3 separate regions of the Mus musculus genome follow, and regions 2 and 3 are each linked to region 1. A link is a loop called in an ENCODE intact Hi-C map of the cell type or tissue named here. Cell type or tissue: heart. All regions are shown on one strand.

Region 1 (2,500 bases):
TTTCCTAGGACTTTGTTGTCACCAGGAGGGATCGGCTTCAAATACAAATGAAAGACTTTAGCGGTGGAAGGGCCTGAGAGATCACGAGATTCAGTAGTTTAGGGGGAATGAGGCCCGATGGATACACTAACTTGAACACTACACCTCGACTATGCTTTTCCTACGACTGTTTTATAAATGCAGCCCTAACTGAGAAATCAGGTCTGCTTGCTGCAAAAATCGCCTGTTGATTAGTCAGCTCTATCAGCGGCATGTAACTCGACTAAGCACAGTGGAGTCCAAACTATGCTCCTACCAGAGAATCGGTGTCATCACTAGCTTGTCACCATTATTAATTAGGAAGTTCCACAAGGTGCTCCCAAGACTATAAAAGAAACACTGTCAGACAGGTTACAGAATTTGCCAGCCATAATCCCACATGCGACCTTGCTTTTCAAGTTGGTTTTTCAACACGACCCTGTGCCCTAAAAACACCCTTCGCAGCTCTTAATACACACCACATGCTGTCCTGTCCGGTCACCCCAACACCCCTTTATTCGAGTGACAACCATCCTCCTCTGACACAAGCATGCAATCGTCCTGGGTACCTAAAAACTCCAGTAAGCCAAAACTGCATCTCCAGCTAAATATAAATAGTCCCGGGTTATTTGGGAAACCATCGCTGCCTGGCTGTCACGAAATCCCGGCCTCTCATGCCCACCAGCTGCAGCAGTGACCAGGAGCAGGACTGGGGCTCAGTTCTTCAACTCAAAGCCAAGAGGCAGGGCGGCGCAGTGACAGCGCCCCGGCTGGACACCTCGCCCCCCGGTCCGCGCCCCGGGACGGTCCCTAGGGCTGCTGCCCCCCCCCCCCTGCACCCCCTCGGCCGTGAGTGAAGACAGCGAGGGCCTCGCGTCTCGCGGAGCGCAGCTCAGCGCGACCGAGAGCTGCGCCGCAAGCCCCGCGCGCCCCGCAGGCGACCGTCCCCGCTACCCCACCACCCCGCCACCCCACGGACGCCCGGCCCCGCACCGACCTGCTCTCTGCCGCTCGGCGTTCCCTCCGCGCACAGCCACTGGTGGCCCGGCCGGGCCGCGGTCACCTCCCCTCAGCGGCGGCGGGCGGGCGGGCCGATCCGGGTGACTCCGCGCCGCCCCGCCTCCCTTAGCGCCGCTTCCGTCCGGTGGCCCCCGGCTCCGTTTCCCGCGCTCGCGCCCCCTGGCGGCCGCCTAGCCCGTCGCTCCGCCACGTCAGGGCTCGGGCTCCCAGGGCCTTTCAGGGAAACTGAGGCACGGACTGCGTGGGGGCGTTTAGCGACACACCTCGCTCAGGCTAGGATCCAGATCCCCACGCACTCGCGCTACCGCCAACCTAGAGAACTCAAATTCTCCGCTGCGCGAATTCTCTTACTCCGAGGCGGAGGCTAGCCTTGAACCTTCCATCGTCCTTCACTCCTCCAAGTGCTGGATTACAGGGGAACACCATCAGGTTACTGCCCACTCCTCATCGATTTTTTTTTCTTTTCTCCCGAGCAAAGTCTCACAGGACAATTTTGAGAATTTAAAAGCAAGGAATCACAGAATACTAGAACCAAACGTCCCGGTTTCTGAAAAGTCCCGGAAGACTTCTGACTGTTAAAGATCGCAAGTGCGTGGAGGAGCTGGTGCAAGCGCGGGGACCGACCTAGCAGATTTGAGGAATGCAGGAATCATATATCACTATGCACACACAGCAGAGATAAGGCTTTATTTTAAAATCTCATCAGCTAGATTGTTTCTTGACTCTTCAAAAATCGTAGTAAACTAGACATAGCATAAAGTGTATCGTTTGAACCATTGTCAAGTGTGCGTGCAGTCCATCAGAGTAGGTAAATTCACATTGCTACGCATCCATCATCTTGTCCGGCACCGGGACCCCAACTTCCCAAACTGAAACTGCTCTTATCGTACAGGGACTCCACTCCCAGCGATTCCTAGTCTCTCGTGTCCTTAAGAATTCGTCTACTCTGAAGACCCTCATACATGCAATCTACAATACTTGGCCTTTTGGTGCCTGCCTTATTTTGGTTAGAATAATGCCCTAAGTTTCATCTGTGCTGTTCTATGTGTCGGAATTTCCTTCCTTTTTACTGCTAAATATACTGCGTTGTGTTTAGGCGTTTGTCCTTCACTGGGCATTCGGCGGAGTTTCCCCTTTGGCTACTGTGGCTAAGGCTAGGACCCAAATCGTACACGTATCTGCTGGACCCATTGCTTCCAGTTCTTTGGAGGCTGTACCTAGGGGTGAAACTGCTGCTCACATACATTATTCTCCTCCTTTGCTGTCTGAACACTGAAGGAAGGCATTTTTGTGGTAAAACATAAATATTCCAGATTTTTGTTTTTGAAAGAAATTGATCAAATGCTTCAGCGGCCTGTCAAACAGTAAGCTTTTCTCCCCCTTTCAAGTAAAATGACAATCTACTACCTAGATAATGGTATTATTATCTTTCTTTCTTACTTACTTTCTCTTTTGAGACAGA
Region 2 (2,500 bases), 61 kb before region 1:
TATATTAAAAGTGAGAAAACTGTATCCTAGCCATTTTTTTCTTCCAACTTCTGTAATGGTAATGACACATTTGTCTCCAAACTTCCAAAATGCTTCCCCCCCCCCCCCCCAGACAGGCCCTTGGCTACTCAAGACAACAAAGAAAGAAACAAACAAACAAACAAACAAAACCAAGAAAATCCAAACCCCGTTATTTAATAATATAAAAGAATACTGTCTGCAAGCCTGCAGTTTCCTTGGTAACCCCCTGAGAATCTGACTCAGCAAAGCTGGATGGGACTCAGGAATCTGATTTTTAACAAATCCCCAGAGACCTTCCCGCTCCACTGATATCCACTCTCCCGACAAAAATGTCTGCACTGAAATCACTCCAAATGTAAAACTCCGATCCCTTTAACCCACATACCTGCTATGAAAAAGTTCGATATACCATAGGGGTTGGGAGTACCTCTCCGGGGTAGTGCTCTAGCCTAGGACGCTGGAGGCCGGACACTGATCAACACCAAAACATGAACGAACAACAACAAAAAAAAAAATTCAGTATTCGAAAAACCAAGTGAGAAGGCACTTCACTTTCAACTAGCTGCAGCGGTGACAGGCTCTCCCTTACCGTGGGAGCCCCACAAAGGTTCACCTCTGGGCAAATTCCTCGTCTGTAAAACGAGAAGAACACCTGTTTTGCTGAGTCCTTGGGGGGAATTAAACACGGTAACTCAACAAAAGGTAGTCTTTTTCCCACGGTGGGTGAGACACTGCCGGCAGCACCAGAGGTACATAAACTAGAAAAATGCCCTGGGCATTGGTTCAAAACCCCTACTTTCCTATTGGAACAAAATCTGAAAATGAGCAAGCACACCGAGAAAAGTGAGGTTCCCCATCAGCCTACCAAAAAGTAACTCGTGCGGGCCACTTTCTTCTTACAGGTGTTCAGGGGCTGCAGCTGACTGTACGAATTTAGTGATTATAAGCAAGGCAAACAAAGTATTTGCAGGATTTGGGGATGGTTGCTCCGCTTCCCGCCACTCCCCCCACCCCCAACAAAAGCCAGTTCTTTACTGGTCAGGCCTCTACCCCCAGATTCATTTCCACCAGCGGGTGGACCCATAGCCGCGTCCAACTGACAAAGTCAGATGCAAAACCAGGGCCTGTTTCCTTGCCAAGAGAGAGGTCTGCTGTGCGCGGGAGGGGAAGCCCAGCGCGCCCGCCCTCGCCCCGGGTCCCACGCCACGCTCTCAGCACCGGGCTCCCCACCATACCTGCAGCCCCGAGGCCCCGCGCGCCAACGTGCGAGGATCAACAGAGGAGCCGAACTTTCCCAGCACCCAGAAAGCGCCTTAGCCCCGCCAAGGCCCACCAAACAGGGTCGGCCCATCCCCCGGCTTCCCGAATTTCCCTCTGAATCGCCCCAGGCACGCAGGCACTGCCGCGGGGCTGGTGGTAAAGGATGGAGCCGGACTCCATCCCGGCTGGACCAAGCCCCGCGCCTGCGCGCAACCCTTTCCTTGCCGGTCGCTTTCGCTTAGTCCTAAAGCCCTGGAAATTCCTGCTATTAGTTCTTGCCTTTTCAGCCATCTGCTAAACTTCGATTGGGGAAGCTGTCATTTCCCTGGAGTAATAAACATCTAGGCAGCACTGTCTGCCCAGGTGATGCCTTCACTCTGCCCTGGTCTTGGCAAGGGGACACCCCCCCCCCCCCGCCTCTGCTGTAGGTGCTACCCTAAGGGGGCCAACAGGTTTCAGGTGCGCAGGTGTTAGTTAGGGCAGTCAGAATCTAGAACTAGGGTGATTGGCACCTGGAGCCCCTTCACATATTATAAACATTCACACTTTAAAGGAATCTTGGGAGAAGAAACCTCCAATGTGCCATTCTGTGAACAAATGAAGAGGGAAAAGTGCAGGTGTGGGGTGGGGGCGAGTATGAAAGAAAAACATTGCCACATATTTCTAAATACACGCAAATAAAATGTAAGTATTCAGAGAACGTTCTGGAAGGCGGAACATATCAATTTCATCATCGAGTCTGCCTCGGGGAAGTTGAGAGCAATGAGCAACTGAATCCAAGGTACTTTTGAAATTTTGCTGAATATTGGGGCTGGAACCCAGGGCCTGGTGCATCACTAGCTAGCATTCCACCAACCGAGTTACACCACCAGCATCCAGCAGAGATTTTTGTGGCGTTACAAAAGGGCTTAATGAGTTGTTAGGGGGAAAACAAAGCAAACAAAACCTAACAAAGTGATGTTCCAAGAAGTCAGTTTCACTGTAAGGTGAAACTCTAAGCAGCTAAGACACTGCCTTCAGTGGCCCCTCCCAGAACTGACAAGTACCCGCCTCCCCAGGCTGCTGGGTGAGCCACTGCTTCCCTCCATCCTTGAAGGAGCAACTTTGAGTTTTTAAAATTTATTTAAACATATTTATATGGTGCTTAGGAGCCATGGCAAACACTGCTACAGCTGCCTGCCACCTCCAACAGCCCCGCCACCACCGTGACTGTTATTAC
Region 3 (2,500 bases), 110 kb before region 1:
ATATTTATTTTATGTGTGTGAGTACCCTGTCACTGTCTTCAGACACACCAGAATGGGACATCAGATCCTATTACAGATGGTTGTGAACCACCATGTGGTTGCTGGGAATTGAACTCAGGACCTTTGGAAGAGCAATCAGTGCTCTTAACCACTGAGCCATCTCTCCAGCCCTCTGTCTACTTTTTAAATGAAATCTTTTTTAAAAAGGGAATAAGCTATGACTGTCAAGATTGGCGGTGACAACAATGGAGAAGAGGGTTTGTCTATTTCCAGCGGTCACGGTCTTCAGCACACAACTCAGGCGGAGTATGGGAGAGCCATTTTTTTTCTTGACATCTGGGCATTTTTTCCCTCTCACCAAAACTAAAAGCCATTTGATATATTTGGTATGGGGTTCTTTTTATCACGTGCGATTGTGAATACATAGGCTAAATTTTTTTTCCTCCGAGAATTGCATGTTGAAGTCGATGTAAATGAACTATATTCACAGGTCGGTGTGGTGGGCAGGACCGGAGCTGGAAAATCATCCCTCACAAACTGCCTCTTCAGAATCTTAGAGTCTGCAGGTGGCCAGATCATCATTGATGGGATTGATATTGCCTCCATTGGACTGCACGACCTTCGAGGGAGACTGACCATCATTCCCCAGGTTAGTTAACGAGGATTTACTTGGGCACACGCAGTGGGGAAACACTGACATGCATTCAATTACAAAAACAACTCTGGCAGTTGTATTGCTTAGTTTTCTTGTCATTGTACCTGTCAAGAAACAACTTACAGGAGGAAGGGTTAATTCGGCTCACTGAGAAGGGGCACAGTTCTTGGTGGTAAGGCATAGCAGTAGGCATGTGGGACGGCTGGTCCTACTGTGTCTGCACTCTCCAAGTGTCAAATATAGACACTCTCTCCCAAAAGTTGACTATCAAGATTCATCTTCATACCACGATTCCAGACGAATTCCCCGAGATTCTGTTTCTCGACTAAAAAGTTCTGTATTTTGCATGTGACCGGTGGCTGCTAGAAGCTACCAGTAGGTGGCAGCAACGCGCCAGCACTCGGATAGAGCAGATGATTAGTTGGCGTTTCTGTTAGCCCATCAGGGTTTGCTGAGACCTTTGTAATTAGCAGTAGCAATTTTGCCGCCGAAGCTTGAAGTCATTAAGCTTTATACTCCTCATTTGATGCGGCTAAAAGATAGAGGAGGGAATTTGCTGCGGGTTTTTGCCAGCAAGCGGAACATTCATCGTATCAGCAAGAAAGACCTCCCTTTGGCTTGCTCTATGGACCCCACCGAGTTAAGAATTGCCACAGAGACCTCTCCACTCACAGGAGGCGGAGAACCATCGCTCCCTCTGCACTGTGGCCTGGTGCCTGTGGAGGGTTTAATGTTGCTTAGTACAATGTGACATTAGATGCCCTCTCTGTCACTCTCCCCTCTATTCCACTGAGACAAGGTCTCTCGAGGAACCTGTAGCTCGCCGTTTTGGGATTTGCTGCTGCTGCTGCTGCTGTTGCTGTTGTTTTAAGATGTTTTATTTTATGTGCTATGAGTGTTTTGCCTGTGTGTATCTAAGAGCATTTGGACCTGGCTCTCACAGAAGCCTGGCATTAAGATCATGTGTTAAGGAGTGTTGTAAGCTGCCGTGTGGGTGCTAGGAACTGAATCTGGATCCTCTGCAAGAATACTAAGTAGCAAGTGCTTTTAACCACAAGCCCCTCAGGAGGATTTTTGTCTTTGGCCTTTTAAAGGTTTTGTTTTGACTAGCTCAGTGGTGGGTATCTCCGGACAGCCTCTAGTCTCTGCTTCTCTCTCCCTCTCAGCGTGAGCACATAGGCTCCACTTTCTGCGGGATGCTGGGTACTCAAACTCGGGCTTGTGCGTGAGAATATCTTGTCAGGCCCCGGGTTTTCTTAGTTTAGTGCATTGTTCTCTGTGGCCTCTTCAAAACATAAGAGTTTCTCAGATGACTACACAATCTCTTTCTATGTCTCTTGGTCTCCCTTGTCCTAAGCCAGGAGGCTTTGTTTCAGGAAATGATGGTCTTTTCATCTGGATGTCTACAAGTGGGTCCCAGAACGGAACGAAGCAGGTGCAAACCAAGGACCACCGCACCCCCACCCCCCACCCCGTTTAGTGTTCCGGTTGCAGGTACTCGGGGCCTTCAGAGGCTTCCAAAAGCTCAATCGTGAGCCAGCTTCCTGCCTAGAGTTCATGCCAGACCACTCCTACCCACGTTCTCCTGGCCACAAAGAATGACTGAGCCCTTTGCTGACATAAGCCCTGATGGCTTCCCATTCTCCAACTTGCAGGACCCCATTTTGTTCTCTGGGAATCTGAGGATGAATCTCGACCCTTTCAACAAATACTCGGATGAGGAGATCTGGAGGGCCCTGGAATTGGCTCATCTCAAATCCTTTGTGGCTGGCCTGCAACTTGGGTTGCTCCATGAAGTGACAGAGGGCGGTGACAACCTGAGGTAAGCTACTTCTTCCACGGGCT

Evidence for each region. Hi-C counts contacts between places; a loop is a spot of excess contacts. Peaks named below come from ENCODE experiments on the same cell type or tissue, not always from the same donor. Only the 100,000 strongest peaks of a DNase experiment are listed, where the experiment ranks them.
Region 2: a loop joins it to region 1, with 5 times the contacts of the local background. A loop is called at or near these places in 11 of 42 quality-filtered maps.
Region 3: it touches region 1 in a loop (4-fold over the local background); 30 of 42 quality-filtered maps call a loop at or near these places.

Annotation. Positions count from the first base shown.
Region 1 is chr19:43,939,102-43,941,601 of GRCm38, forward strand. It overlaps Dnmbp (dynamin binding protein), which reads right to left and starts at 1,097. Exons shown (of 16, transcript NM_028029.4): 1 at 1,016-1,097. In heart, a CTCF peak has its summit at 1,223 (motif pointing left); a DNase peak (open chromatin) is centred at 1,160; H3K4me3 peaks cover 1,664 bases; H3K27ac peaks cover 1,517 bases.
Region 2 is chr19:43,878,357-43,880,856 of GRCm38, forward strand. The region is part of intron 4 of Dnmbp (dynamin binding protein); the gene reads right to left. Among named protein-coding and RNA genes, the nearest start is that of Gm24400, 22 kb to the left of the region's middle. In heart, a CTCF peak has its summit at 1,098; DNase peaks (open chromatin) are centred at 298 and 1,285; H3K4me3 peaks cover 1,949 bases; H3K27ac peaks cover 1,647 bases.
Region 3 is chr19:43,831,555-43,834,054 of GRCm38, forward strand. Abcc2 (ATP-binding cassette, sub-family C (CFTR/MRP), member 2) reads left to right here. Exons shown (of 32, transcript NM_013806.2): 29 at 491-649; 30 at 2,311-2,477. Among named protein-coding and RNA genes, the nearest start is that of Gm10768, 6.0 kb to the right of the region's middle. In heart, a CTCF peak has its summit at 1,025 (motif pointing right); no DNase peak of the experiment used is centred here.